2 separate regions of the Homo sapiens genome follow, and region 2 is linked to region 1. A link is an interaction called in ENCODE POLR2A ChIA-PET data of the cell type or tissue named here. Cell type or tissue: HepG2. All regions are shown on one strand. Each heading gives the region's core, and the rest is flanking DNA. Links, peaks and the distances in the headings are about the cores only.

Evidence for each region. Peaks named below come from ENCODE experiments on the same cell type or tissue, not always from the same donor. Only the 100,000 strongest peaks of a DNase experiment are listed, where the experiment ranks them.
Region 2: POLR2A ChIA-PET joins it to region 1 with 7 read pairs; 5 of 35 experiments call an interaction of 5 or more read pairs at or near these places.

What each region holds. Positions count from the first base shown.
Region 1 is chr15:60,582,176-60,598,215 of GRCh38, reverse strand. The region is part of intron 2 of RORA (RAR related orphan receptor A); the gene reads left to right. All of the region lies in intron 3 of RORA-AS1 (RORA antisense RNA 1), which reads right to left. Among named protein-coding and RNA genes, the nearest start is that of RORA-AS2, 91 kb to the left of the region's middle. RefSeq lists silencers at 5,343-6,392, 6,423-6,542 and an enhancer at 13,128-13,177. In HepG2, for the core only: no CTCF peak of the experiment used is centred there; DNase peaks (open chromatin) are centred at 5,625 and 7,175; H3K4me3 peaks cover 2,878 bases.
Region 2 is chr15:60,728,484-60,744,523 of GRCh38, reverse strand. The region is part of intron 1 of RORA (RAR related orphan receptor A); the gene reads left to right. It also overlaps the pseudogene RNA5SP397. Among named protein-coding and RNA genes, the nearest start is that of RORA-AS4, 27 kb to the left of the region's middle. RefSeq lists a silencer at 8,660-8,954. In HepG2, for the core only: no CTCF peak of the experiment used is centred there; DNase peaks (open chromatin) are centred at 8,823 and 9,463.

The DNA of each region.
Region 1 (16,040 bases), core at 5,545-9,544:
GCACAGGTGCTGTGTGTGTAACAATGTAAGGGCTGATGGGGTGGTGATGGCAGTTCCACTTGTAAGCTCTACTGAGAGATATCACTTTTTCCTTTCTGTATACTGTTTAATCCTCCTAGTGGCCCTACAAGGCTCTACTCTCCTTATTTGACGTATGGTGAAACAAAGGTTTGCTCAAGCTCATACAGCTAGTGAGTGGGATGTAGGTTGGTTTTGAGCCCAACTTCATCTAATGCCAAAGCCCATTCCACCATACCATGGAGTTCAAGCAAACAAAGAAGGCTTCTTGGAGAAGTAAGCAGATACGGCACAGCATAGAGAAAGGGAAGAAAGTGTTCCCGAAAAGTGGATGGGGAATGATTCTGAAAGCAGTCACAGGATGTTCGAGTGGTAGGGGCCCGTTGCAGTCAGTTCCTACTCCATCAGGCTACAGTTGAGGGGCCTGGTGTCCTGAAAGGTAAAATGGCTTGCCCGATGTGATGTAGAAAGCTAATGACAAGTGTGAAACTATCCTGGACCCAGGATTCCAGATTCTGAGTTCACTTGTATTTCTTGTGTTTGCTTACATATATATATATATATGTATATATATGTATGTATATATATATATATATATATGTGTATATATATATATATATGTGTATATATATATATATATATATATGTTGTGTGTGTGTGTGTGTGTGTGTGTGTGTGTGTGTGTATCTCCTGTACCACTGCCAGGTATAGGAATGGGGTGAGGACACAGCATGGGGACATAAAGGAATGGAGGTCCCTCTTGGCCTTGGTTTGCATTTCTCCCCTTCCTGCCTTGACTGGTGTGTGTGTAGTGAGGCACCTGCCACCCACCTATTCTGTGGAGGTTGCTCAGCTCTGTATGCCTGTGAACTTTACCCTTTTCCTTATTGTGGTGATTACAAAACATAAGCCAGTCCTCTGAATTTCCTAATAGGTGTATGAAATATATGGTTCCAGAAATCCCAGAAGCCCTGCACCATTGTCTCCATTTAGTCAAATCTTTCACCTCCAACATCCCATTACACTAATAGCCACACTAATGATTTGCAGTCATCTATCAACTGTTAGTGAGTGGCACAGTGCTGCGCAAACATCTTTTCAATGGGCAACCAGACATGTTACACCTTTAGGAATGTTTGGACCGACTCACGGAACTCTACAGTTTTCAGAGCACAGGTCAGCTGATTTGTGACCTTCTCAAAATCAGGGCTACTGTCTTATTCTTGTTTGATTATCCATCACAGTGTCAGCATAATACCTACTCAGTAAGTGTGGCTGATTATGAGAAATATGTGTATGTGTGTGTGGGTGGGTGTGAGTGTGTAAAAGTGTAGGTGTCTCTTGCCACCCAAATGTAGTCTATTTCACGATATTTCATGAACTATGCATATGTATACATACATGCATATTTCAATCTACATCTATATTCATTTTAAAATCATGAATAAGGCAGATAAACCACATTAATCCACTTGTCCCGTCCCCCTTTATACTCATAAACAGCAGAGTTCCTTGTCTTACTGTTGGCTTCTGGGTCTCACCAGTGTTACTCCATTTGTAAGTGTTCCTTTATGAGAAACTGGCTCCTTCTGGACTCATATTTAAGCAAGGCTGTGATCTCTTCTAGGTTAGTTTGTGATGTGTCCATAGCTTCCCAAGTATCCTTGCTTTAGAACTCTCTGGGTCTGACCCTATTGTGTTTATAGGAAACTTGGTCCCCTGGCTCTATGTCAACCAGAATGGCTCAACTCCTAAAGGTCACAGTGCAGTGGTGGCTAAGGATTCCATTGAATCAAGCTGCCTAGGACCACATTAACCTTTCACTGATCCCTTTCTTGTTCAGCTATAACAAAATTAATTGAATTAGCAAGCAGACGCACACTGGAGAGAGAGACGCAGGGCCTGGGTGAGACAAAACCAAAATGCTGTGCCTCACATGCATCAGCAAACTTTGAAATCACCTTTGTCCTAGGAGCCACTTGCAGATTCGGGATAAGTTTGCCAGTCCACTGGTTTGTCATTCTCCCCAATAGCATTATATCTGTGATTTGGGGTGGCAAATTATGAGATCAGAACTTGTGTGGTGAAAAACAAAATATACGCTCATAAAGTCAAGTATCATTTATTTAAACTGTAACATAGGAAGACTGGCACCAATTTACTAGTGATACTACCGTCTAGACTCCTGCAAAAATGCACCCATCTTTTCCCCTAGGTGTTTTTGGGAACAACTTGGCATTAGAAGTGTCTCTCTACTTTCTTACTGTGTGGCAGACTCAGTGTGGAACCCAGCACACAGGAACACCACGTGGGGCTGTGACCATCCTGGGAGACTCTGAGATGAGTTACATGTGTTTATAAGTATGTTGTGTGCCTTCTTTTTCTGAGATTAGTCAACAGAAACCTTTGAGCTGCAAATTAATATATAACAAACTCCCATTCCTGGTAAAGAAGTCCCATTCTGTTTAATTATCTTCATGTAAGCAATATTACTTTACTTTTTTTTTTTTTTCAGAACACTTGGTAAAAAGAAAAAGAAAGAATATGTTCCTTAGCACTGTGTTCTCCCTCAGTCGGTACTCATAAGCATTTATTTAATAAAATCCAAACGATTATTCCTACATATTTATTGCATTTTAATATTTTATTGTATTTCTACTTGATTGTATTTTTTTTTTTCCTTGAGACAGATTATTGCTCTGTCGCCCAGGCTGGAGTGCAGTGGTGTGATCTCAGCTCACTGCAACCTCAACTTCCTGGGTTCAAGTAATTCTTATGCCTCAGCCTCGCGAGTAGTAGCTGGGATTACAGGCAAGCACCACCACGCCTGGCTAATTTTTGTATTTTTGTAGAGATGGGGTTTCACCATGTTGCCCAGGTTGGTCTTGAACTCCTGACCTCAAGTGATCCACCCGCCTTGACCTCTCAAAGTGCTGGGATTACAGGCATGAGCCACCATGCCCGGCTTTTACATGATTGTATTTTAATATACAGTGGGTAAAAGTTTGTGCTAAAATGTATCATTTATGGCTCCAATTTGGTATTATTGAAGGGAGATGTCCCTTCAATATGGGAGATGTTCCCTTTTACTCCTGACTGATTTGTTTGGTTGGGGCCTTATAATGTCATAGAAAATGTGCATTTTGAGTGGTTAAAAAAAAAAAACAGCCTATAGTTTTTACTCTCAAAGAGCTTTGTGTTAATATAAAGAACAGTAATATAACCTGGGTTAAAAGCTGAAGACATTTAATAGAGGCATGTATTACAAATAGCATCTAGCTACATTGGAAGGTTAGGACTTCATATCTGAAATTCTGTTGCTCATTAGTTGTAGGAAGTGAATGAAGTACATCTCCAAAGGGCAAGGTCAGTATTACATTATTCTGGAAATGTCTTTGTTGAATAAATGTGTAAATATTTCAGATAAGTACTTGAGATTATATTTCTATTGGGGACATATCTATAGAATGAATGATTCTACTTATAACTGCAGGAGCAGATGTCATGTTACATGTTGTTCCCAATGACTGATTTCATTTGAAATGATCTGGAAATAAATACTGATTACTAGTGATGTCAGATTATTCACCTTGGAGTCAGATGTCTCACAAGGCACGCTAGAGCTAATAGATTTGGTTCTTTTGAAAACATTGTTTTCTAAAGCAGGATACTGTTTTAAAGTAGCATTGTGAATCATCCGAGTTGTATATCTGGGTTCACTTGCATTGAGTAGGGAAGAACATACTTCCGAGGATGCAGTCTCCGATGGTTTTCCATCCTTTAACGATACAAAAGAAAGAAAATTGTACCTGGGACCTGCTTATAGGATAGCTTGGCATTAGTCGTTAGCACAAGGGAAATCAATAACCAAATGTGAATGATGGTGTCAGTGTAACTGAGGGGCGTTGCCTCATTGGGAGATATAGTTGCATCATAGGAACGTGGTGTGATTTAATTTCATAATTGTAAACATTACAGTGGGTATGGCTGATTCATTTGAAACTCTTGTCCACTTTGCTATGGCTGGACAGCTGAGTTAACATGGGTAGGTCTTGGGTTCACATTTTTATAATTTCTTTTCTTTGTAGTTTTTTTTGGGGGAAAAATCTTTAAGAAAAAAAGCTGTATTAGAATGAATTTATCTGAAATCAAACTTTTATAAAGCCATGGCTTGACTGAAGGACAACGAACTTTATTGACCTTCTAAATCAGAGCGCTGTATAAATGTTTGGAAGACTCAATTTTGCCTTGAAAGGGGGCTGGGGAGGGAGTGTATGAATCCTTGTTTTCTACGGTGCTGATTATTTGCTTGTGTTTTAAATTGTGGCCCAACTCAGGGGCAAGAGCAACTCACTTACATGGAGAAAAAAATATGCTAGAATTATCCTTGCTTAATCATCATGAATGCAACAGCTAATAGCCATCTGATATTTTAAGTTGTGCGTGGCAACAGACCAACAGAAAAGCAAGCAGAATGAAATTTCGTGAAGGAACCGCAATAGGTACGCAAACTTGGCTTTTCAGAATTTTTTTCTGTTATGCTCGGTACTATAGACACCCTGACCAAAGTTTTAAACAATGCAGACTCTGGGTATGTAGCATCTGAAATTCATTGTAAAGAGATTGACCTGTAAAATAATAACGTCATGATTTACAGTTCCGTAAGGACAGTAAGAAGAATTAAGCTTCAAAGTTTAGAGGGAATTAAGTCTTAGTCGCATGTTAAAATGTACAAAGTTCACCTTCAGAGGTCTTTATTTTCTGTCAGAATTACCACAGTGTTTCATTTTTAGGGTATGAAAACGATAGCTTTTCCTACTTGTAGATGGGTTCTCTGGAGAGATATGGAAGAGCCTGGGAATTTAGCGGCTCAAATCAGCTGGCAACTGGAGTTCATTTAGGTGATTCACATACAATTTCCGGCTTTCCTTGCAGGTATCAGTGGTCTTGGACGCGGGGAAGGGGGTTGGGGGGGACAGGTGTAGACCAGGACCTTGGTTATTGGTATAACTGCCAATATCCAAGGGTTGCCAAGGGTTGGGTGGGCGGAGTTCCCCCGCCCAGGCCGAGTCTCTCCAGAAAGACTTCGGAGGAGCTTACTCCACTCCCCGGACGGTCCCAGTGGCTTCGTTCTCCACGGCCCAGAAGTGGGCCGTACCTTCCGATTAGAGCTGGGGCACTCTAGGAAATGCGGGTGACCGTAGCTCCCCAGACCAAACCTGTCTTTTCCACCAACGAGCTGGCGCATTTATCGCCCCCGAGTGCTCCGGCAAGCCAGCGGGAGAGTGGCGTCGGGTTGCGAGCCTCTTGCCCCACCGAGTGGGGGCAGAAAGTGGTCAGAGGCGCGTTCCGCGGGGCGCTGCGTGCAGAAAAGCGACCGGCGGCCACAGGTGATCCCGAAGGCGAGGGGAAGGCGGGCGCCCGGGCGAGGGCCCGGGGCGCGGGAGGGCAGGCCCGGCCGGGGTGGGCCAGCAGAGCCGCCGCTGCTACTCACCTGCCCGCGGGGGCGGGGCGGGGCGCGGCGCTGGGGCGCGCCTGCCTCCCGCCTCCCGCCTCCCGCCTCCCGCCCCGGGAGGAAGCGGAGGGGCGCGGTGTAAACAGAGCGGCGGCCGTGATGTCAGCCGGTCACATGGAGCCTCTTATGGCTCGGGATGGCTCTCGGCGGGCGGGCAGCTGCGGCAGCTGCTGCTGTGGCTCGGGCGGCGGCGGCGCGGCGGCGGCAGAGGGGGCTCCGGGGTCGGACCATCCGCTCTCCCTGCGCTCTCCGCACCGCGGCTTAAATGATGTATTTTGTGATCGCAGCGATGAAAGGTGAGCCCGGGCGCCCCGCCGGGGCCGGGTGGGCTGGCGGCTCCGGGGGGCGGGGAGGAGGGCGCGCAGGGGGAGGGGTGGGCGCGCCTGCCCGAACGCACGTACTGCCCGGGGCTCGGCGCGGGGGCCCTGCCAGGGCCTTCTGGGCCACCGCCGCGGCGCCACCTGAGCCCGGCCACGGGATCGGCCTGCCTCCGATTGGGGGGCAAAGGCGCACGGGGTGGATCCCCCTCTGCTGCCCCCTCCGGCTCCTGTCAGTCTCTTGGGTCCGCTTGGCACCGGGCGGGTCTCCCAAAAGAAAGTTTGCCGGGAGTCGCCGCGCTTCGGAAAGGAAGGGGAGGGTCTGCGGAGTTCAGAGGAAGCCGGGGACGCCCGCGGCCGGTCCCCAGGGCCCGCACCCGGGACAGCTCCGGCCTAGGTCGGGGAGGCGCCGCGGCCGGGCAGGGCCGTGCGTGCGCGTTGTCGCGATGTCATCCCCGGGGACTGGTCAGCGCCCCAGGCCTTGCGCCCTGCCCCTGCGTCCCCGAGCGCCTCAGCGGCCGCCGGCCGGGCAAGTGCCGCAGGTCCGCGCTGTGTCCCGCGCTGTGTCCCGCCGCGGCCACTTCCGAAAGCGCGCGGGCCGGAGCGAGACGGGCGCCTCGAGCGTGCCAAGACGCTCTGGGCGGCCCAGGGAGCCGCGGCGCACCCCGCTTGACACTTTGGCTGGTGGATGGAGGTGGGGAGGAACTCGGCAGCCCACGGGATCCGCGGGCAGGGGCGGAGGTTAGACCGTGGTGAGGGCCGACGGGCGCGGGTTAGTCGCGGCCAATCCTGCCGGGCGGCCCGGCCTTCCGCCCTCATCAGGACTCCGTAGCCGGGCCGGGGGCGGGAGGGGAGGGGGATTTGGTTGGAGGGAGGACTGGCTCTAGGTCCTCTCAGGTGAGAAGGAGAGAAACCGTGGCAAGTCAGGGAACTTTCTGATGGGAAAGCTAAAGTTTGGAGGTGTTCAGGAAGTCGCCCGTGCTGCCGGAGAAACCGAGACTCGCTCTTGGGACGGTTGCAAACAGCTCCGGAGAAACTCAGCCCGCAGCACGCCGCCCGCCGCCCGCCGCCCGCTTGTGCGCCCGCAGGTTCCTCGCCGTGGATAATCTGCCCGAGCTGCTTCGCAGGCCCGGCCGCCAGGCTTGGGGATTTAGAGCCCCATCTGTTTGCGGCGGACGCGGCTTCCCTAATGCGCAGCAATTGTGCAGACCCAGACTGTCCTGCGGGTCCTAGCCACCGGTGCGGGTGCCAAGCGCCTGTTAAACGTTTGCTAGTTTGGGGTTGTGTTGCAATCTGGAATGAAGGACACCAGTTCGGTATCTGCGCTGGGTTTACTTTCGGATCACCGAGCTTTGCCTTTCTTCACTAGAGATTGGGTGGCATCTCTTTTATTAATTATTAACAGGCCGAAACGTACTGGACGTTAAGATGAGCTGCTTGAGATGAAATCTTTCTATATAATGTGCCCACAGCAAATTTTCTCTTTTCCCCTGTGGCTTGAGGGGAATGGGATTTAATCATTTTTAGAATATGTAATTCATATAAGTAAAAGAGAGGAAACCTCCCGTGATCCGCGCTCTTAAGCACTTAAAATTATTTGGGAGGAAAAATTATTAAGATTTCTTATCGACTTCTTATGTTAAAAAATCTATTCTCCCCCACCCCCCCAAAAAACTTTTATGCTAGTCCTGCATTTCATTAGCCCTGTAAGTGTGAAACGTCTTAAATGCCCTCTGCAGTTAAAGCATTTTTTGTCTTTAAATTATAAAATTGATTTTGCTATTTGGAAGATGTCAATGCCAGTCTTTATCCACTTTGTCTAATATACTTTGTGTTGATTGGAGGAAAGGCGAGAGGCTGAGACATTTTAAACTGCTTTCTCCCCTAATGAACAGTAACGACCCACCAAAAAAAAGGAAAGTACGTTTTAATATTTTGATTTAAAGTTGATGTTTCCTAGTACATAGGCTTTTGCTTTTGTAATTCTACAAAGTGAAGTTCCATACTGTCCCTTGCTAATAGAATAATAAGAATCACACACGCTACCCCCACACTTGGAGTGACCTCTGTCTGCCATAAAATAATAGTTTCATAGTATTGTGCTTTGAAAAAAGTGCCTCAGAAGTACTGGCAATGCAATTTTTCTATAAACTCAGCTGCCTGAAAGAGAGAGAGAGAGAGAGAGAGAGATAGAGGAAGAGGGAGAGAGAATGCATCTGAACAATTAGAATATTTCACTCCCAATATCATAATATCCTGAATTTTAATGGGATTATCTTGCTTTGGTGCAAACTTAAGCTGAAAGAGAAAATAGTTTGTGGGGAAGTGAGGAATGCTGTAAATGTTTCCATATCAGATTTAGAGGAAAAAACTGGCTTAGAATCTTATTAAATACTTCCCTATTGCTTCTCAGTTTTAATAGTTAAATTGGTTCCATGTGTAAGACAGTTTGTATAACTAGATTTTTCGTGCAAAACAGAAATACTGTTTACAATATAGCTTTTTGGTATGTGGATGCATGTGGACAAGGGAGGAGAGAACAAGCCACCATAAAAGAAAGATTCTCTTTGTTGGCTGATTTACTGATGTTTTTTAAACATCAGTAAATCAGGCCCTTTGAACTCACCAAAGAAGAAAATCCTTCCTCTGCATTAGTTGTCAAATAAGTTTAGGCTTAGTTTCATGCTCAAATGTAATAAATCTTCATTTGAGTAACTCTAGTCTCATCCTTCAATTTTGCTTTTGTTTAATTAACAACAAAATTCCAATACCATTTGGATTGCTTCTTGGGCAAAGGGAGAGAGCCAGCTATAACATTTATAATCGGGGGAGCACTTGTTCTGCTCATCATAAAAGTGCATTGGCCAGATGTCACGCGGCAGCGGAGTACTGAAAGGAAATGTAAGACGTTCATCAGTTTCAGTAGATGATATACCCCTTTGCTTCATATGAGTGCTCAGCCTGTGTTTGTGCAAATGGAGTTATAAGAGCACAGGGAGGCTTAAAGGGAATTTCTGGCCCGTAGATTCTTCGTCCGGCCTGATTCATGTGCAAATGCAAGACTCCTCACCACTTTGAAAATACTGTATGTGTTGGTAGTATGTCCAACTGTAATAAATACGATTCTGTAGTTTTGAAGAACTTGGCCTTTCTTTCTACGAAATGAAATTAGAATTCGATCTCTGATCTCACTGTAAGGACCCATTGCCTGGTATCCCTTCACTGGGATTTTTGTACCATTTTTGTTACTTGTGATGGGAAGGATTGGGAGAAGGTGATGGCTGGATCTTGAAAAGAGAAAACCCAAATGGTTGCCACTACTGAGCAGAATGCTTATCTGGCAAGAAGGGATCAGTTCTTTTAAAGACAAAGAGGATTTCTGAATCCATTTGTCCATGGGAGGAGGGAGAAGCCTGGACCCTCCATGAAGTAGAGAGTATTTTAAAAGCACCATTTTCATGGGCAGCCTCTTGATTTTATATATTTCAATCACGTTACTTGAGATACAAAGCAGCAGCATGCACAAGTAAACCCTTTTGCCCACGATTTGAATTGAGAACCATATAATTTATTTAATGCTGCCCAGTCATGAAATAATGTAATTTCTAAACAGAAATAGTCATTTAGAAATATACAGTATGTCATCTAAACCTTAGCTCTTTAATATGTAGTAGATACACTTGTAAATATATTAATAATTCTCATTAGTCTCCTTTTTCTCCTATCTTTCCCTCCCACTCAAGTGAGACACAATAAAAGTGGATGAGATCAGCAAGGTGATAATTGCAAAGCACCTACAATAGCACCCAACCACTTTCTTATTTGCTCTGGGGTATCTAGGAAAATAATATTTATAAATGGCCACTTACTGGAGAAAAGTTACTGGATGGATGGATGGATGGATGGATGGATGGATGAATAGATTTGCAGAGGTAGATGTAGGGTTCAGTTTTCTTAAAAATCTCTTAAATTATTATAGGGATCAACAAAACCCCTTATGTGGAACAAATTTCCTAAGAATACTCTGTCATGGAAATGTTTTCTGCATTCATTTTTACTATTTACAGCACTTATTAGTAAGAAATCAAGGCTGCCTTTATGTATTTCATATTTAATAATTTTAAAGCCATAATTAGACACTCAGAGTCAGCAGCTACACCACTTTTATGTTTCTCTACTTAAAAAACAGTTTTTTTGGAGCCATCCACCAGTGACAAGTCAGGTGTGAATTGACATTTGATAGTATCTCAAAGACCACATACAGACCCTCTGAGGAATGATTTACAAGTTCTGTCTCCCCCATCTAGCTATTCTACTGAAGATAACTCCCTTCCATCCCAACCTTTTGATTCATGAACTGAGAGAGTCGTAGTCAGAGCTTTTTCTATCCGTCAGTATTTTGTGTGACATGATAGAACATGATTTTTCTGTTAATTGTCAAGAGATAGGAGGTCTAAATAGATGGATAATAGCATATACTATCCAATGGGCAAAATGCAAGGAAGCAGCTGAAATCTTTTGTTTCTGGATTTTCTTTTTGGAATGAAATTTGTTAGCCCTCATCATATTTTCAGGAGATAATACGATAACTTTAAAAATCTTTGCTCCTGTGGGTATAAAAAATAATGTCAAGATTATTCCCTAGGTTTTCCAGTTATTTCATTTTTTAAAATGTTACTGCTTCTGAAGTTTACTAGGCATTTCATAAACAAATAGGGAGATGATGCTAATCTATATTTATTTTGTGCTTTATGGTTTACAAACACTCTTACATCATTTAATCCTCCATAGAGAGTCACTGATAGTCCCATCAGTGACTGATGAAGAAACTGAGGCTCACAGAGGTTGCGTTATAGCCTAGCTTTTCCATCTGATAACGTGAAACAAGAACTACAACCCTAATTTCTATCTTCATGCCTCCCCTGGAGGAAGCTGTGAAAAACGTCCTGGATATAACTTTGTCTCTAGTTAGTGGAAATTATAACTCTGGCATTTATATGGGAAAAAAATAGATCCAATTATGTAATGCTTTGCTGAGCCTAATATCTTTAAATTACTATTTAATAAAATCAGTTTGGTACAAATGGGGTTATTCTTATTTGCTTATCATTAGCTCTCTTCAACCATGATTTTCATTAAGTCTGCTTGTTTTAAGAGGATATGAGTGAAATATAAGCATTATTTTCCCCAAGAATACAGAATACCATGAAGTACAGCTAACCTGTGTAACCAATCGCCATTATGATAGAATTGAGAGATATATCTATATGTTCCACTTATCCTTAGGCAAAGGGAACATTCACAAATGCATCTTCTAATTTTAATATGACTTTGTGTAGTATAAAGCTTACGAATTCTCGTGCTTGTGAGTGCTGTCGTGTTTGTTTTCATGACAGCTTAGGGGCATGATTGTAGATCTATTCTTGAGAAATCGTTTGTCTTTTAGAAAATCACGTGAAGTCTAAAAGTTTTCAAGTAGATCTGAAAAATCTCATTTCTCACTTAGTGGGGAATGGCCTTAATGACTGCTGGATTAAGGTGTGTTTGTCTGAAAGCAAATAAGGATTATTTCAGTCTCAGACGAAACCTTTAAAGTCACTCAGATGAATGTCTCACTGGGATTTGGACCCTGCCCACAATATTTCTGCCAAGTAGTTATCTGGTTATGCTGGAACACCTCCAACGATGGGGAACTCACTATCTTTAAAGGTAGGTTACTCCATCTTGAATTAGAAAAGTCTTTTTATATCAAGCATAACTCTCTCCTTTGTACTTTTAATCCCTTAATTCTGATCCTTTCCTTTGGGGCTGTGCAGAACACATTTAATCCATCTTTCAAATGAAAGACTGTAAGTCATTTGAAGACTAGTACTGTAACACACACATGCACACGCACACACACACACACACCCCTCTAATACGTAATATCTGCTGTCCCTCTCCAGTCCTTTTTGCTGTAAGTGTGGTTCTGCCTTCCCACAATCTTGGTCAGTTTCTTCCTCAAACACACTTCAGTTTGCCTAGAACCACTTGAAATTTTAATGCCAAAGATGGACCCCAAGTGCCAGTTGTGATATAATTGACTTGGCACTTAACCCAGCACATAGTAAAGAGGCAGCCATGACTTAAAGATGAAAAACTTTTGTTTTAAAATTTTAAAGATAACATCAGCTAGCTGTATCTCTAGCACCTCTCACCACCAGTCTTTGTGATATCATTGTTTGTGAAAGTGGACTTTTGAACTGTTTAGGAATACTTTTAGTTCCATTTGAAGTTGATTATTAAGTATCCAGGAAAATCAAAGATACTACAAAAATAATTAAAGGAACATTAGAAGCATTTCAGGTATTTTTCTGCCGCATGTCAGATATGAGATAAGGCTGCCCTCTAGTGGTTACTTGCACATGGACGGCTAAACCCATAATGGTGCCAGTGAATTTCCCATCAGGCTAGTGGGAAGGTCAAAGGTTGTAGTTATTTTCTTAATTGGAATGAGACATTTCTATTCCAGATTCAAAAGTTTAACTCGTTGTTCTTCATGGTTATCAGAAATGTAACTGTGGAAGGGATACTGAATTTTAAAAGTTTGCTTGGCAGGAAGTAAAGGAAAAAAAATTTTTAACTTAAAGCTGATTTATTTGCTGTTTGGCTCAATATTAAATTTAAGTGAAATTTGGTTTGTGAGTCAACAATTGTTATGACATTTTTAGTAATCCTCGTATTTTTTTAAGTTTCAAACTCCATTCTAATTCCCAACCCTTGAATATCTTTTAAAAAGAGGTCGTCATTTGATGAGCTAAATTCAGCGTTTCCCCTTTTTAAATCTAGAGCTTTTCTTTTTCAAAAATGATAAACATTTAGTAAAAAAGTAAACTACAGTAGCTTTTGGGGGGTAATAAAACAATTTTAAACATGGATGAAAAAAACTATTAACCCCTTGGTTTCTGAAGATTTATGGTTAGATCATTTGGTTCACTTAAGTATATACAGTTTGCCTAAAAAATAAGATAGAGGATATGTCAGAAACTCTGCATGAGGTAGCGACAAGCATTCATTTGCATATTTTTTAGGATAAATAGATAATACAAGTGGATTGTGGATTTGGATTTTGGTGTTATAACAAGTGTGAAACAATGGTAAAACAATCTGATTTCTGTGTCGGAATCTGAGGAATGAATATAGATCTTCCTATTTGCTTAAATGTTATTTGTTCCTGGTGCTACACAGAGGTATAAGAATGCACGTTTATATGAATTTTGCATTGCTGAAGAAGTCAAAGCTGATCTGAGCTAGAATAACCAGGGTAATAATAATGACAAATAATCACCAGGCTTGTAAAGGATAATAGTGCTTACGTGTTCCTATTAGAAAGATGAAATTGCAGCGTTTCATGAAAAAGAAGAAAAAAAATAAAAAGCAAGGAAAAACTGCTGTTTAAACCTTTCTATCATAGAAATAAGGCAGTGGTTCAGAAGTGAAGACTTGTGGTTAAGTTTCAGATCAGTTATTGAAGCCAACCGTTTTACAAACTGCGCCACCCAGAAGTGTGATTTTTTTTCACCACATGAGAAGTATTCTCTTTTTCACAGAATGTTATTTTCATTTTTCGGTTGTTGGAAAGGTTTTTTTTCTCCTTCTTTTTATTTGTTCATCTCACTTCAAATCTTCTGTAGAACAGTGGGTGAAAATAAGTAAATAAATTTGTTTCAGCAAATACTTAAGTGCCTATTGTGTGCTAGGTAATTCAGGTACCACCTTTGTGCTTTTATAATAGGAGCTGAGACACCTTCCTCCCAATCAAGTGTCTTAAGCCATGAATCAGCATTTAAAAAATGCACTGAGAAGTTGGCAGCCACACTTAGTCAGAGAAGGCTGCTTTATGGCTGTTGGACTTACACATTTGCATTTGCTATAAGCTACATGCCATTTAAAACAAAGGAGATTTCTGTGACATGCCAAACAATGCAATGAAATGTTAATGTAACTGGATAAAGTCAAACCCTATACTTATGGATGAACATGATTTGCTTCCACATAAGCCATAAGTTAGCTCTAAAATCCTGCCTGAAACAGTGGTTCTGAAACTGTAGAGTAGAACCCATACTCCAGAGAGTCTTAAGAAGGCGGATCCCTGGGTCTCACACAGAGTTTGATTCTGTCAGTCTGGGGTGAGGCCCACGAAGGCATGTATTTACACAGCATCTCAGATGTTTCTGATGCAACTGGTCCTTAGGCCTCACTTTGTGAAGCTCTCTGTTCTAGCCTGTCAGAGCCAGGTGGACCGCAGAGTCCTCCAGTCCTCTAGTGGTTCCCAAATGTCATTGATCTTCACAGTCATCTGGGAAGCATTTAAAAAATAAATGCCTTTCTCCAGCAACACCTGCACAGATCCTGCTTCCAAAAGCCTAGGAGGGGAGGCCAAGGAATCTTCTTTTGTAAAAGATCCTCTTGTGAGGATAAGACAGGTTTGGGAACCACTGCTCGGGGCTAACCCTTTCCTCTTACTCACGAGGAAAGGGAATCTCAGAAAGGTAAATTATATTAAGGTAACCATTCACTTCTCTTTAGTTCACTCCCTTCAGCATGGAAGAGGTGCCAGATGTGAGCAATTTCTGGCATTGTTATTAACACACTTGAAATATTTTTCTGTTAACTTTGGCCTTGCTATCAACCAGCATGCAGAAGCAAGTGGGCAGACTGTTCCCTCAAATCTCTTACCCCAAGTGGCCCAAACAGGAGAGAACCCTGAGGCTGTTTTGGTGCTGGAGGCTGCTGTGAGACTTTTCAAATACTGTACTCCTTTTCGTCATAAAGCCTTGTCCAGAAGCCCCAGCCTCTGCATGTGACATAGACACAATGTATTTTAGCCTTCACTGTGTGCCTGGGCTGGGTCTTGCCAATACTGTGACCACTTAGCAGGAGCAGGCTAAGAGTCTTACTGCAGAAGTCAAGGCCAACTCAGTGGAAACAGTGATGTCTTTTCAAGGTTGCTTTATTCAGCGACAAAGTAAAGGTTTCAGTGCCCTGGAAGCTGATCAGTGCTTCCTGTTTAGCACATGGCCTTTCTCAGGCACTGAGCATCTGGTGTGTATCTGCCAGTGTCCAGGCTCTGGAGGTGACATCCAAACAGGGGAGACCAAATGCTGCCTTCGTGCAGCTTAGATTCTAGTCTGGTGGGATAGATGAAAGTAGACTTCCTCTGGCTGGTGTGGAGAAGGACTACCTGCCTGCTTCCACACTGCGACACCAGCCCCCTTTTTCTTTTGAAAATGCTGGTGTAGTATCTATCTCATTATTGTGGCAGATGTGATGCTGGCGGCCGAGGGGACAGCAGTGATCATGTCAGTCTCTGGTCTCTGTGAGTGTACATTCTGGTGGGAGAGGTAGGTAATACTTAAGTAAACATATCAATGAACTAGATAAATGCAGATAATAACAACAGCTAGGCCAATGTAAAAACAGTATAATGGTTTAGAAATGCTTATGGCCTCATGGGTCAACATCAGGGAACTGAATCAAAAAATTTTCCCAACTGATGGTGAACATTTTGCAATAGACCTCACAGGTCATCTGCTCCCAACCTGGTCTGCGTATTAATCTATCTAAAGAGTTTTTAAAAGATATATAAGCCCAGGCTGTGCTCTTACAGATTTCTGATTTTACTGGTCCCAAGGTGTAGAGCTCAAGTATTGCTACATTTTTAAAGATAACTCAGATAATTCTGGTTGAGAAACCTCTGAAGCCCAACACCCTCACTTTGTACATGAGTCACCCTGTCCGCAGTGTAGCAAAACAATGTTGAGTAGTGGAAACCCCCCTACATAGGGTGGGGGAAGATGAAGATATGGGTTATTGTCCCAGATCTGCGATGCAATAATTGTCAGGTTAAACCTCAGTTGTTCACTTTCCCTGTTTTTAAAGTTAAAGGGTTGGACTTGGTAGTCACCAAGATCTTTTCCATCTCTACCGTTCTATGAAAGTGTTTCTATTAAAACAGAAACATGCTCTAGTTTCTTGTTTGAGACTTGGGAGAGGCAAACAAATGCCTCCTACTTTCCTTATTCCCTGTCTCTACCCTTAATTGCTATAGGTCCTTCTATCAGCTAATCAGTTCCTTTTGGAAGTGAAAATTTAAGACAGAAAGAGGTAATTACTTTATGCTATTTAAATAAATTTAAGAACAAGCAAGT
Region 2 (16,040 bases), core at 6,513-10,512, 150 kb before region 1:
CAGCTGGTAAGAGGGAGAACCAGGACTCAAATGCAGGTCTTCAGGTTCCTACTTCAGAGCTTTTGTAACTATGGCAAGATGCCTCCCTGGATATAACCGAATCAGCTACATGGGTATGGGAGTCTGTCCTCTGGAAACTGAGAGCCCTAAGCAAACGACACAGCTGTTTCTATCTAATTTGTATGAAATGGAGCTGCCTCATGTCCCCCGTGTCAGCACAGTGTCATTCCCAAAGAAGCACACATTGGTTTTCAAAAATAATTTAAAAGCAACGTATATCTTTATTACAGTCTTTCAGAAAATGCTAAAGGAAGAGTTCCATCCACAGCTTACGGCAGATTTTCTGAAAAATCTCTTTATCTATCTATCTCCTCAAAATTCCACCTATCATAATATGACAGCTGCCTTAATCACTCCTCCTTCTCAAAAAAAAAAAAAGGAAGTTTCCCAGAACTTTTTTTTTTCAACCCTAGTGCTTTCTGATTCTTATATTTTTCTCACCCACCCCTTATCTTACAGATCTAGCATTTCCCCTCCTGTGAGTCTGGTTTCTCCAATGGAAACCAACCAAATGGTCTTGCTTCTTTTTATTCTTCTCCTTCATCCCCATTCCATGACTCTGATTGGAAAAATAAGGCCCAGGATAAAATTGGACGGAAGTTCTCTTCTCCCTAGAAGACAAGAGGGAAAGAGAAGCTGTAAATCACTTTTTCCTTGTCACATATGCATGTAACTGAGACAGTGACTGCTAACCTTCACCAAGCCCAGCAGCACATAAGATGTGGCGGCAGAGCCTCCCACTAAATTTGGGCTTAGAATCAGAGTCATACTGTCTGGAGATGGGCAGAGAGATTGGCAGATCCACTCACCATGCCTTGTGGATACTTCTTTTGTCAACCTCAGTCATTCTTTCACTCAAACTAGTGTTTTCTGCCTTTATAAGACTTATCAGTGTCTATAGCAGAGTGACAATGGGATTGAAGCTCACTCATCTTCCACTTCAAGTAGATATGCTATTCACTGTTTTCTTATGATGGTCTTAGTCAAGCTTAAGGTTTCCACTTAAGCCTAAAAATAATTCTTTCATGGTAGGCATGTAAACAGGGCCAATTAATAAGTAGCTACTTAACCTTTGCTATGGAAATTAGCCTAAGTTTAATTTTTGCCAGCATCATAGAACCAGTATCAGTCATGAGTCAATGCATTTACAGCCGGGTGCGGTGGCTCACGCCTGTAATCCCAGCACTTTAGGAGGCCGAGGCGGTCGGATCACTTGAGGTAAGGAGTTCAAGACCAGCCTGGTCAACATGGCAAAATGCTGTCTCTACTAAAAATACAAAAATTAGCCGGGCATGGTGGTACATATCTGTAGTCCCAGCTACTCAGGAGGCTGAGGCACAAGAATCACTTGAACCCAGGGGGCGGAGGTTGCAGTGAGCCGAGATTGTGCCACTGTACTCCAGCCTGGGTGACAAAGTGAGACTAAAAAAAAAAAAAAAAAAAAAAATAGAATGAATGCATTTACATAAATAGGGATATCATATAACTTGTTTCTGTGTATCTGCCTCCCCATTTTCATTGCAGAATTATTCACAATAGTCAAGATATGAAATCAACCTAAGTGTCCATCAAATAATGACTGGAGAAAGATAAGGTGGTATATATACACAATATACAATGGAATGCTATTTATTCCACTTTAAAAAGAAGGAAGTCATGGTCATTTGCAACAACATGGATGGACCTAGAGGACATTACATTAGTGAAATAATGAGCTAGGCACAGAAAGACAAATACTACATGATCTCACTTATATGTGGAATCTTAAAAAGTCAAACTCATAGAAGCAAAGAGGAGAATAGTGTTAGCAAAGACTGAGGCTTGGGGGGATCAAGGAGACATTGATCAAAGGACATAGAATTTCAATTAGACGGGAGGAATAAGTTCAAGAGATCTATTGAACATCGTAGTGACCACAATTAATAATAATAAATACTTACAAATTGCCATCAGAAATTTTAAGAATTCTCATCACAAAAATGATGTCTGTGAGGTAATGCATATTAAACAGCTTGCTGTGATTTTGCCATTCGACTGTGTATACATATATCAAAATATGTTGTACACCATAGACACATACCATTTTTACCTCTCAGATAAAGAAAAGTTTACTCTGTGTGTAGTGGGGTTTGTGTGATTTTCACATTCTTCTGAATAGATTTCTGCACTTACATATCTACCTGTTTAAGTGAGCATATAACATTTTTATAATCACTCAAACATTGAAGTTATTTTCACTTTTTAAAAGAATAACAGCATTCAATGTGGATGACAGTGAGGAGACACCAAGAAACTTGGTGGCTGTTGAAGATAATAACTCCCAATACATACACATATATATCTATCTATACATATAGATAGATATAGATATATCTCCAGTTGTAGTCACAGGAATTATTTGCATTTCTCTCTAATCAATCTAGAATGGCTTCTTGGAGGAGGTTGGGTTTCAGAAGTTACAGAAATGCTGTGAGAGAAACTTTTGTCCAGTGGAGAGGGAAGGAACTCGCAGGCGCTGTCCAGAGGAGGCTTGGCAGGGAGTGGCATGTTGCTTCCCAAGGAGATTTGCACGGTTGGTTTGAGGCGAGTGAGGGGATCAGCTGTGGCCATGCGGCCATGCAGGAAGTGTGGAAAGAAGACAAGGTTGTTGAGGCCTCCCACTTGAATAATGAAGAGATGAAGACAGTGAGAAGTTCCCTGAGACTCTAAATTTCCAGGGAGAGGGCTGCACCTCCTTGACCAACTCCCTGGAGTCCATTAGGCCAATGAGGTGCGGCTCCCATGCCTCTGCAGTAAGGTTGGGGAACTAGATCTGCTATGAGGAATTATGGGGCATTTACTAATGGCCCAGGTGTAAACCTCTACATTTCCAGGGCCAGACAGGGAGGAGCCAACAGCAGTCTCTGCCCTGGAACACAACCCTCTGAGAATTTTCAGTCTGTCTGACCCTATCCTCTGCTTTATTCCATTCTCTAGAAGCTCTTACCCAAGGAGGCATAGACCCATCTCACTTTCCCCTGATCTTGGTTTTCATAGCATCAAGAAAGAACCCCTGAAGCCCATGGCCTGTTGAGTCTCTTATCATCAGAGATCATATGAACAGAGTAAACAGTCTTTCTCCTTTGAGGGAAGGAGAAGCCTGGGAGCGCACGCAGCCCCTGCAAGGTAAAGAAAGCCTGAAGGTCATATTAAGCAAGAGCCACTGTTCCTTAGGACACTGTCCTCTGTGCACCATGAAGTTTCTGGCTGGGAATTGAATTTGAGTCATTGGTTCACTGAACTTTCTCTTCCTGTCCCACATTATTTGTTAATGGTCAGTGTTGTAACATTAGCTGCTTGAAGCATTTGGAGAGGATTTGGGGATAACTCAAGCGGTTTATCACTGACTTGGAGCATGGGATGTCCATTCACTCTAAACCACAGCATTGCCACTGCCCAAGAAGAATGCCTAGGCTTATATTTTGCAATTGTTTCAACACCACACGGGAAATACAGGTGAACCAATTGCACAGCCTCAAAAAGTGCCACAGCTGCTTTCTCACTGGGGTTTGCCCAACCTTTTGGGTCAGTCTGTTAGGTTAACCAACCCACCCTCTATTGGTAGCAACAGGATTCTGCTAGCTCCTTCAGTATGGTCATAAAACCACCAAAGCTGTGAGAGAGAGAGAGAGGCTCTATGAAGAGCAGAACAGTTAAAAGAAATACCTCATTTGGTCCTGCGTATGTACCTAACAATGTCACATTTTTTTAAAAGTTAACCTAAGAGATTTACAGCTCAGAGTGCCACTGAGATTTTTTTATTATAATTTGTGCTGAGAGAAAAAGTCTTCCTGGGGTGGTTTCAACAGCTCCTCCACATAAACTTCAAGCTCTTCATTTCTGGCATGCACACTCTCGAAGGAATTACTGTTATTTACCTCTGCCTGCTCAGAGAGAACCATTTCATGGAGATAGTCCAGCTTTGGACACAGCCTCACTGGCATTGTCCTTGGTGCCTTTAATGTCGTAGGCTCCAGTTCACATCCAGGACTGTGAATGGTTTTGCCAGACCGAATTCTGTGTCTGCGAATGAGCTGGAGCTTTTGCAATTTAAATGGACAGGCAGAGTTCATGTACTGTTTCAGTTCTCGCTTGATGGGCCTTCTCGGACTGTGCAACTTTATTTGGCTGTTTTTGTGTGAGGTGATTTTTCTTCTGAAGTGCGGGGGGTAACGAACTGGGTAGCCCACACGTTGTTGGGGTTTATAGAATCCTTTGATAATTAAACCATTGAGCCACAGACAGAAAGAATTCAGAGGCCTTTGTTGCCATGGACTGATAGTAACTTAAAAAAAACTGAAGCTAAAAAAAAGGGAGTGATAATCTCAAGTCCCCTTTCCAGTTTCCCCCGCTCCCTTTCTCTCCTTTCTAATAGAAGAGAGGAGTCAGGTGAGGAGAAGAGAGGTTGGTGTCCAGGGGAGATGGACAAATCTCTTTCTTTGGATGGAACCTCTCTTTCTTCCTCCTCTGTTTTGGATTGTCAGTTAAGACCCAGGGGCAAGCTGAGTGTTTCTTTCAGGAGAGGAAAAAAGCTAAAGTTAACATGGGAAAAAGAGCACGAGAAGTACAAGGCCTCCATGAAAATCAGATTTCTTTAAAAAAAGAAATCGTTTCCTTCCTCAATACCTAGTGGGGCTCAGCTCCCAGAGACAAGCGGTAAATGTGCAGGATGAAAAGCTCAAGGTGGAGGAAGGTTTGCTCCTAAGTCAGAGACTGGGAGGTCCCCGAGGCAGGGCACTTGTATGAAGTGGGGCATTGAGAGAAGTTCACCTTCCCCCAGACTGAGTTGGTCCACACAAAATCTTCCTGGAAGTGTGGTGAAGTATTTCCTTTAAAAAAAACTTTTTTTTTTTTGCGACAAGGTCTTGCTGTGTTACCCAGCCTGGAGTGCAGTGGTGCGATCAGGGCTCATCATAGCCTCTGCCTCCTGGGATCAAGTGATCTTCCCTACTCAGCCCCTCGAGTAGCAGGACCACAGGTGTACACCACCACGCCTGGCTAATTTTTGTGTTTTCTTGTAGAGATGGGATTTTGCCATGTTGCCTAGGCTGGTCTCAAGCCTGAGTTCAAGTGATCCACCCACCTGGGCCTCCCAAAGTGCTGGGATTACAGATGTGAGCCACTGCGCCCAGCCCCAAACCAAAAATGTATCTCTCCCCACCCCTGGGTGTTTATCACATTTCTGATGCTACTGAAGACCCCGGGTTTCTACGTTGCCTTCAGAATCTCAGAGAACGTCCTTGAAAGAAGTGACTTTTTCATTAGATACAAGGCCACAGCCCTGGGTTATGGGTTGGACTGTGTCCCCCTCCTCAAAACTTATATTTTGAAATCATAATCCCCAGTACCTTGGAATGTGACCTTATTTGAAAAATAAGGCTGTTCCGAGCAATTAGTTAAGTTAAAATGAGGTCATCATGGAGTAGGGTGGGCCCCTAATCGGACATGACTGGTGTCCTTATAAAAGGGGGAAATTTGAAGACAGATGCACACAGGGAGAATGCTTTGTGAAGATCAGAGTTATGTTGCCACAAGACAGAGGACTTTGAGAAGCTAGGACAGAGGACTGGAATGGATTTTCCCCTAGCACCTTCAAAGGAAGCATGGCCCTGCCAGCAACCTGATCTTGGCCTTCCAGCCTCCAGATCTGTAAGACAATGCGCTTCCTCTGTGTAAGCCACCAGTGAGTGGAACTTTGTTCCAGCAGTCGTAGGAAACGACCACAGGCCCACAGGACTTTTAGGGACCAACAAAACTATTTTAATTTTCATTTCTTTTCAAATCAGAAGGACAAAAATGAATGTAAGAATAATGAATACATAATGATGAAATCCAGCCTGGATTATATTTGTCTTAATACCAACGATATCATAAAATGTAGTTTTTACTTATTTTTTGATTATGGAGAAAGGGCTTGTGAAGCCAAAAGCACCCAGGGCCCACAAAAGATGTGATGTGGCCCTGAGGCCCTGAATTGATTTGGAACAGGTGAGTGGCCCCTACATCCTAGAGCAGCCCAGGAATTTGTGGTTGGGGCAGGAGTCAGCCCGGGGATCTGGGAAAAGATAAAAGTGTAATAGTCTGTGTAACTGTGTTGTAAAATATTCCTCAGTCTTTGCTGATGCTCCTCCTTTCTTCTTACCTCTGGCATATTGAAGAGTTGTTTTTGCTTTTAATATCTGTGAGAGGAGGACAGTTTCAAAAATGTCTCCATTTGGTACATTGTCGATGTTTGGCTATAGCTGAAGCACAAAGTGAAACAGAAGCTGCTACGGTCTCGGCTTATCCCTTGTGGAACTGCTTGCTTCACTAAAATGAGAAGGTAGAGCTTCAAATTAAGTCTGGACTCCCTCATTCAGCTCCCAATAGGTCTTTCTTTTCAAGCGTCTCTTCCCATTCACTTCCAAAAGCTATATTACTTATTTATGACCCAATCCAGGAGAAATAATACGCACTTAACTTGCACTTGTAACTGTTATCCTATTAATTACTCAGTTAAAATCCATAAAAGTGGACGGCTGTCACCGAAGTCTCTGCTAGAATTGTCACAAAAAGGAGCAGCTCTTGACAAATTTATTAATCAGGGTCTTGTGTGTAGTTCTTCGAAGTCAAATAGCCTGAGCTTCCAGGAGCCCAGTGGCCTGTGAAAATTGTATCCCATCCTCTCCAGTTGACAGTTCACACAATCTATGGAATGCAGGGGATATCTCTTCCTAACAAGCAGCAATAAACAGAAGAAACCTGAGCCAAACAAACAGGTAATTCTAAATTGACAACTGATATATACACATGACGCTTATAGCCCCCATTCTATAGACCAGGGGTTCTGAAACGAGTGAGCATCAGAATCACTTGGAGGACTTGTTAAAAACAGATTGCTGAGCCCATGCCCAGAGTTTCTGATTCAGTCAGTCTGGGATGGGACCCAAGAACTGGCATTTCTAACCTAGTTCCCAGGTACTGCCCATGCCGCTGGTCCAGAGGCCACACCCTGAGAAGCACTAGTCTAGAGGTTAACCTTCCATTGGTCTTTTTGCCAATAGGTGGTGCTCTTCCAAGAGCACCATCCTGCAATTACTAGGGGACGTAATGAATTTTAGACATAGGAATTGTCTGCCTGAAGTTATAGAACTTCCTTTCCTGGAAATAGGTAGAAGTAGACATCATCACTTTTCCAGAAGGGCTGTGTGCAGTTGGACCACGAGACCGTCCAACAGCAGTGACAACATGATCCACCTGATTGTACCCTCTCCTGTTCCATGCAATTTGATACCTTCCCTAACCACCCACTGGCATCCCCTCTAGTGATGCACAGCTATGAAATGGTTGTAGCAGAATGGTCCAGGATAAAGGCACTGCAGGGGTTCAGGTCTGAAAGTACACTTGGATGCTGAGGCATTTAGGAAGAGCTGCACCGGTGGGCTCTAGGAAAGGACATAGTGGTAAGGAGCGGTGGTAAATAAAGGTCTAGCAAGACCTCAGTTTTCTGTCTTCGAGGCATTGGGAAGGTGGCAAGAACTTGAATTCTCACCGCTATGTTCCTTTAGCCAAGGTGTATCTATTTATTCTCCTATCGAAGTACTAACCAGGCTCGGCTCTGCTTAGCTTCCAAGATCAGACAAGATCGGGCACCTTCAGGGAGGTATGGCCGTAGATGCCTATAACTGTTTATTGAATGTTTCCCCAGTATAAATTTTTAGACTGAGCAAGGTAGAGAGTGTTGAGGCTGATACTCTAGTAGGGGACAGCGAGGCAGACCCATAAATCATTATAATACATGGTAGACAGGGGCCACACAAACAGACTTACACTTCCTCAGAGATGCTCTGGAAATCACCATACCTCCAATGCACTTCTTTTTCAGGAAGAAAAAAATATATATCAGATCAGAGTTTGTTCAGGTAACAGAATATCAAATCAGAGTTCATGAACTGAGAGGACAAGGCCAAAAGTCTTAAACCGAATGCTGGCCTATGCAAAGGTTTTCCTCTGGGTGCAGGAGTCCTTTCTCAAATATTACTGAAGCTGAAGGGCCTTCCTGATTATTGCTAGTTGGAAGAGGGAGACAGAATGGGTTGTATTTCGGATATTTTCCTTAATAACTCTGACTTCCCGCCATGCTGCTAGCACCTCTGCCGTCTACCTTAGGTTCCTGTACCAACTGAGATTGCCACCATGAAAACTCATAGCCCAACCAGAAAACACTGTTCCAGGATACTTTGGGACCAGGGGAAAAAAAGGAGAAGACTGAATCTGGGCCCCACTCTTAGCCAGCAGTGAACTGACATCCCTAGTGAGAATCCCCCAGCCCTGTAACCTGTTCAGCCCCTCCCCTAGACTCAGTCCTGGCTTCTGAAGGCATCTGCTTGATCCCTAGATGACGCCTTAAAGTTGACAGGTAAGCAAGATAATTGGGAGAGGTAACAGCTGAAACGTGTGTTGTGAAGGGCATGGGTACATCTAGTCTACTGTGTGTTTAGAATTGGGGATGGAGGATTAAATTGGGCTTGGCCAGTCAAGTCAATAAGTCTGTCTCCAATGGTGAGTTGACCTTCCTGCTGGTGACACTTTTGCTGCTTCCCAATATTTCATCCCAAATGGAAGTGAGGGATTGAATTTTATCTTCAAAACCACTGAGCCTTGAATCCATTGTGCTGCTTTGCTTGTGTTTCCTGCCAAACTGCCTTGTGAAATTTTACCCACTGAGCAAAGTTCATCTCTTCTATGAAAGCTTCTCCTGCCACATTCCAATTCACATGGAGTTCTCTAAATACAAACATTTTTGAACTCACCTTCTGTTTACCTTGTCTCTTCTGGAGGCCGAAGTGCAACTTGGTTTTTTTTTTTTCCTTTTTTCCCTGTGATGCTTAGCATAATTCTAAAGGTGGTAGGCTCTCAGCAGCGCATCTGGTTTTATTTCAATTAAGTAGCATTAGTTTCTATCCCTAAGTAGCAAATTAGGCAGTTACGATGGAGGTGTCATATGCTTTCCCAGGTACAGTTTAGAATGATGTCTACCACAGATTTAATAACACTTGCTGTTCTCCCTCTTCTTAAAAGAGCTACAGAAATAGTGTTTGGCAATATTATATAAAAAAACAACCTTTTATACAGCAGCTATGTTTAGTTAGGGGTCAAATAATCCTTTGTTCAGTATGTCTTGTCACAGATGTCTTTTATCATAAGCAACAAATCTTTCTGTGTTGGTGAACATCTCTGAGGCAGATGTCCTGTGACCCAGGGTGGAGGTTTATTCTTTGTTCTGTGATATATTTGCCTTCTCTTGAATTGCAGGCTCAGTGACTCAGCTTCTTTCTCTCCTCTGAAGAGATGTCAGTGACTGTTGTTTTGCTCTCTGATGCTTTGTACTTCACAGAGATTTGCTTTTGTAAACTGCATGGCTAAGGTGCACACCTTAAATAACACCATTAAATAACTCTCTTTTATACCCAACTGTGCTGCCCATGGTTGTCTGCAAGTCAAGTCTGAGTGCAAATAGCAGATAAAATGAAACAATAAAAGCAGGCTAGAAACAAATAACAGATTGATGTATTAGAAATGCAGGAAAACAGTTTAGTTAGCCATTGCCAAAAGTATCACAGAGATTTCTAGCCCCATCTGTCACTTCAAAGTCTCTACATGATTGCCGTTACATTTACACCATGCTGAATAGTCTTTTGGAAGAGTATACTGTATCTTTCTGCAGCATGTTATCAAGGTGTGGATCTCTCTCAAATCAGGGAAACCTACTTTTCTGTTAAGTGTGTGAAAACAGAGAAGTACCCACGCAGGACATGGAGAGGTCGGGGTCCCAAGAAATCTAACAGTGGGCCATTATGTTGGTGCCTGTCTCCTATTTACAAAGACAAACTTTCAGCTCCACAGACTCAAAAACGTGTCTTGTCTTTGCAGTGTTCAGAGATGAGAGAGCAGACTCAAATCTCTCAAGCTCTCAAAACTGATATATAAAATAATCATTCCTGTGTTAAAATCAGAATATTACAGTGTTTATTTAAGAAGAGAGATTTCTCCAGCTGTTTTTTCAGTGGAGCTCCAGATGTGGTAGTTGGCTTGTGTTTAGGGTAGTGGTCCCCAAACTTCATCGTGCATCAGAATCACTGAGAGGCCCCATCTCCAGAGTTTCTGATTCAGTAGGACTGGGGAGAGACTCAGGTTTGTATTTTAATAATTTTCCAGGTGATGCTGATGCTGTTGGCTCAAAGACCTCAGTTGGAGAACACTGATTTAGGGGTCACATTGAATGAACAGCAGCTGTAATTAACACTAAAAATCCTGCTGAGCACAGAGAGATGTTCATCTTCTGAGAAGCTCAAGAGGCTGATGAAGGATTAAGAGTCACCTCTCTCATCTCCATCTCACTCTCTGTCTCTCTCCTCCCACTCTGCCACTCTGTTGCCCTCTTTTCATTTCTTATTCCTTTCCTCATTCCCATCTCATTCCTTTCTCTTTCTCTCTCTCTCTCTCTCTCTCTCTCTCTCTCTCTCTCTCTGCCCCTATTCTAACCGCTCACCTGTGTGCAGATAGTTGGATACACATAAGTTGGGCAACTCAACTTCCCATCCACTGGGAACAACTGATTGGGTCCTTAGGCCTGAAAAATCCTAGCAGGCCATTGCCCACGTTTGTTTCCATAACTCTTTTCTCTCTGCTCCCATGGCCATGCTTGATTATCATACCTCCTTCTGATGGATTTGTAAATTCAGGCAGCTTCCAGTCAAATTTTGCCTTCCAGAAGCTCAGTAAAGTGACTTTGCATATCTCTGCCATCCCCTTTTATGGGAGATCATACAGTTTAACTTTCAGATCATGGTCTTTTTTCTTCCTCAGTACTTATTCATGGGGAATATCCTCTTTAATCCCCCAATATTGACAACATTAATATTTGCATTTTAATTAAAATCTAAAGATCTCACGTCAAAGTGTGTTATTTCCTTGGTATCTCACAGTAACACTGCTCACTCTTCAGTGAAGTCTGGCATGACATGAGTTGCCTCAGCCCACGCAAAAACTGCATGCCCTGGGGATTTACCCACACAGACTGGTCATACTCATAAGTAAGATTGGCATTTGTGTCCTCCACTGTCCTTATTCCCATCTCAATATTGTGCCTCATTTTTGGCCTCTACAGTCGGTAGTTTTTACTAATTCAAAGAAATCACCCCAAGAAAGCAGGGGGAGAAGATTGAAATATGAGTAGGGGAGGAGGTTGAGAAGGACATTGACTAATGCATTTCCTTATTTACCTCCATTTCCAAATTTAGGGAACTCATAAGAAGCATAATTGAGTCTCCAACTTATGAAAGTTCTGAGCCAGAATTCCTCCAGAGGAGCAAGCTAATGCCATCTTGGCAATAAAGGGGCCGGCCGCAGAGCAGGTGTGTGCTTATTTTCCACACGGTCCCCAAGGCCTAATGTTTATGAGAGTGTCCCTTTCAAAGACGGAGATTTCTGTCAAAAGAAAGTAGTTTTTGTTTTGAAAGAAAATACTATGATGGGGTATGGGGCAATATTTGAATCTGCATCTCTGAAGGGTGATAACAGGATAGTCTTTATAGAAGCATGTAAGTGCACGTGTGTGTGCGTAGCTGTAAGTATGTGAGTGTATGTGGGTGTGTGTGTGATTGTAAGTATGTTTAACTGTTCACGTGTCAGGGTATGTAGGGTTGTGTAAGTGTTCATGTGTTGGTTATGTAAAGGGGGGTGTGTGTACACGTGTGTTTGTCCACGGGTGGATATGTACGAGTGATTAAGAGAGAGAGAGAGAATGAGAATGATTATCACATCTCAGACAAGCTGGAAGGGCTTGCTCAACCTCCCTCTGACACAGTTGAACTAAGCTGGCCAAATCAGGTTAAGGCTTTCTAGATTAATTTGCTTAATTTTTTTGAGGACAACTTCTACACTGAAACTCCAAGTAAGCCTCCTGAAATGTGGTGGTAGATGTGGTGTGTCCTGAGCTCAGGGAACTGGCTGTTTGCTGAAGATTTCCCACAGAGAGAAAAGCTTTGGCCTGACTTCTGCACAGGCACCCTGACTTTGCTGCCTCTCAGGAATCTGGAAGGTGCTGGCTCACCCGCACCTACCTTTCCATCTTATATAATCCAACAATTTGACACTCACATCCTCTTCCTGTTAGATTCAGTCTCTGTTTTCCTTGATGGTTACTATATTTTAAAATGTTACATAGTATTTTTAGATAATAGAACCTTTTAAAAATAATCTAATTTGGGGGTGTATATGCAGAAATGGCCCTATCCAAACAAGACATTTTAAGGCAACGTCTTTTTTAAATTCTTGAAAACTCTGTGTACCCAGCATCTGCTAGAGATGCATCCTATTCCATAGCACAGTTGATTTAGATGACCATTCAACTCAGCCTCTAAGAGGCTGGTTACTCAATGCTCTCCCTTCGCCTATTCGGAACTTCTAGCCTGGTATGGCAGGATCCTAATTCATTAGCTAATAGAGACCTCCTATTTTCCCTGGGACGTGTCCTCCTCTGCAGATACTTGGCTGAAAAAGAACGCTGACAGCAACTTTAAGCTTATGCAATTCATGTCTACTTGTGAAATTCAAACTCATGGCTGCTAATAATGGAGATGATGACTCCCATGACTGAATAACAAACTGTATTTCATTTTGGGCACTAACAGCAGTCAACTGGTAGTGGCTGCCTGGAGTACCAAGAATGCCACAATAGATTAGTGATGTCTGCTGTAAACAAGGAGTGGGAGTGTTGGTGTGCTTGCTCTACTTGCTTCCTCTGTTCTAGTTCACCAAAGAAACCACTTACCTTTCTAAAAAATATAATGTTATTCACCTGAAGTTAACTTTTCCTCTTAGCAGTTGGGGCCATCTCTAGGCAGGGGACTGATTCTTCGGCTAATTTGGAATCCTTGCTGTTTTGACTTTTTTCTGTTTTCTTCCTTCAGTACATCTTCTCTATTTTGTGTCTGCCTCTCCCTAGTGTCAGAATCTTCTTTCACCAGAAACACTCAGTGTTTTCAGATGGAAGCATGGTTTCTGGAAAGGAAAGCATCCCACAAACTAAATGGTTGCTAATCCCAAACACATATGCATGTTTAAAGAGAAGGCTTAGTATTGGCCATGTTTAGACCAAAGGAATGAATTTTTATTGGTGAAATTCAAGTGTATTGTTTGGGGGTTTGGGGCATCATTCTTTTCTAGACACACCTGCTTAAATGACCTTATCCACCATCACTGACAGTTGTTTACTCCATATGGCTCACCAAAGTTCACAAGTTTCTTGAGTTAAAGATGCTGGGCTGCTTTCCTGCTTACTGGGTTAGCCTCAATATATGACAGATTATTATTAAGAGGCAGTGAAGGTGGGAGGAAGGAGAAGATTAGGAAGAATAACTAATGGGTATCAGGCTTAATACCTGAGTGATGAAATATTCCGTACAACAACCCCCCGACACATGTTTACATATGTAACAAACCAGGTGTACCCCTGGACTTAAAATAAAAGTATGTTTAAAAAGAAACAATGAAAATACTGTCCTGTCTGTCAAAAAAAAAAAAAATTCTTTTCCTATATGAATAGCTCACTGAGATTTTGTTGAGACATAAAGTTTTCATATTGTAACATACCTTTCTATTTATTCCTTGTAAATACTAAACAGTGTTAGAAAGTAACCAAATATAGATATATTGACTTGGAAATGAATCCATGATATAGTATTAAGTAAAATGAAATGATCACAGGAAAACATGCAAAGAGAAATACAAGTGAGCACACACATACATGCATCTGTATTTAAGCATATATTTAAAGCACAGAAAGTAGCCTAGAAAATGTTATATTTAAAAGTTTGACCTCAAAAGAGAAGAGAAGGATTAAGGAATGCAGGGGAAGTGAAAAGCTCCTTTGATTTGTATTCTACATACTACTGCATTTTTTAAGATTTTTCCAGCCAGCATGTATTATTTCTGTATTTTAAAGAAGGAATGGTTGGTTTAAATTAATTGAACGATAAGACAACCACAAAAGAAATCAGGCTATGAAAGGTTAAGACCATTTGGCCAAATTCAGTTCTTCAGAATGAGAAGAATGGCATTTCCTACGGTCCTTGGTAACCTCAAAGTTTCCAGCTGCTAACAGTCACATCCGAGTGTCATGTGTGCACACCTGAAACCGTGTGGGAGGAAAGCCGTCTTCCTGTATAGAGGAAGACCTTCCAGCATCATCTAGTACAGATCTTCTCCTGCAGTCAACTGAAGGAAGACAAGATGCTTGCAGCCTCATTTAGAACTGTGGACTATTTAAAAGTGATACCAAGGTCTGCTTTTGAAAACTCCTTCCCCAACATTCGCTGTTTACTCTTGTTCATGGTTTTATTTGTGCTGGCGTAACAGGAGATAAATGTAAAAAGGGACAAGGGACAAGTCGTGAGAAGAACCACTTTGATTCAGTGCTGCTAATGTTGCTATTTCCAGAAATGGAACCAGAAAAGAAGGAATCTAGCAATTTTTAAAAAAACTAAATCTATTGTCCACAACTAGCCTTAAAGCAGAGAGGTAAGATATTACATAGAAAATACCATCCCTAACCCTGACTACATAAAGTATAAGTTGGATTAGACTTCATATTTTAGATTTAATACACAGAAGAAGAAATCAACTAACAACTGTATAAATGATTACAATCCAGTTGGGTTGGATTCAATGCCATTTGTTGGCACAGGTCTTGCCTCAGGACAAACCTACCCTACCCAAGGTAATACAGACAGGGTTCCTGTCAGAAAGATCCCTTGCACCTCACTAAAATTCCCTCTCATGATTGTATTTAAATTTATTTGCATAATTCATGAGAGCTTTATATTGCATATTACATACTCAGGACATTGGGAGTCTGCTATTGGTGAATTCTAACAATGGAGAAAATGGAGGCTCAGGTACATAAATGGATTTGTCCTAGGGTACTACATTGAGTGACTAATCTGGGACTAGAATCCAGGACTCCTGACTCTGTTGTCCCCACTTCTCCTAAGGTGGAGTTTCTTTTGGCTAAAGACTCATCTCCAGGACACTCTTTTAAAATATGTATCACTGGAGGTTGGAGTAAGGAAAGTGATCGAAAGACTGAGCATTTCCAGTTAATGTGTTGTCCTCTTTAGTGGCATCCATGAGGCTCTTTGTCAATGAAGTTTTGATGGAGCAGAACAGAGGTGGGAGGAACTCAGAATATGGGGTGGGGTGGGGGGATGTGAGAGGGAACCCAGTGTTGGGGCCTGCCTTCTCAAAGCAAGGGACACCAAAAACGGGGAGGTAAATATCAGCATCAGCTTCGGCCTTTCCTATTGGCTTCCAGCTCCTGTCCTGCTAGTGGTAATTACACCTAGAATAAAACCCCAACAAAGGGAGTTGTAAATATCCCGCCTATGGATATAACAACGTATTAGCTCTGTGTTCAGATGGGATAACTCAAGGGGAGACCTCTACCAGATGCAATTAATAATATCTTACATTTATATTATAATTTTATTATTGTATAAAGTTTTTAAAAATCTGCACCTTTCTTATAGTACTTTTCGCACTCTGACTTACAGTTGAATTATATGTAAATGTGAGTTACCTCCCCTACTACACTTTAAGTTTTTTTTAGGGCAGGATCTGTGCCTGGCTCACCTTTAGGTGTTGAGAAATGAATAGCACTTGGCATATACTTGTTGCATTAATGAATGGAGCAGGGATGTTTCTGCAGATCCTTTTAGTGTGTTTTACTGGTAAATGCATTTTACTTATAATATTTTTTAAATGGGAGACATAATCTTTTCTTCATTTTTAATCCCCTCATTCAACTTTATAAGTGAATTGTGTGTCTCTGTAGGTATTTTGGATGAAACGAATGATGATTTACTTAGTAGGGATATTTTTAAGTGGAAATGAACTAATGT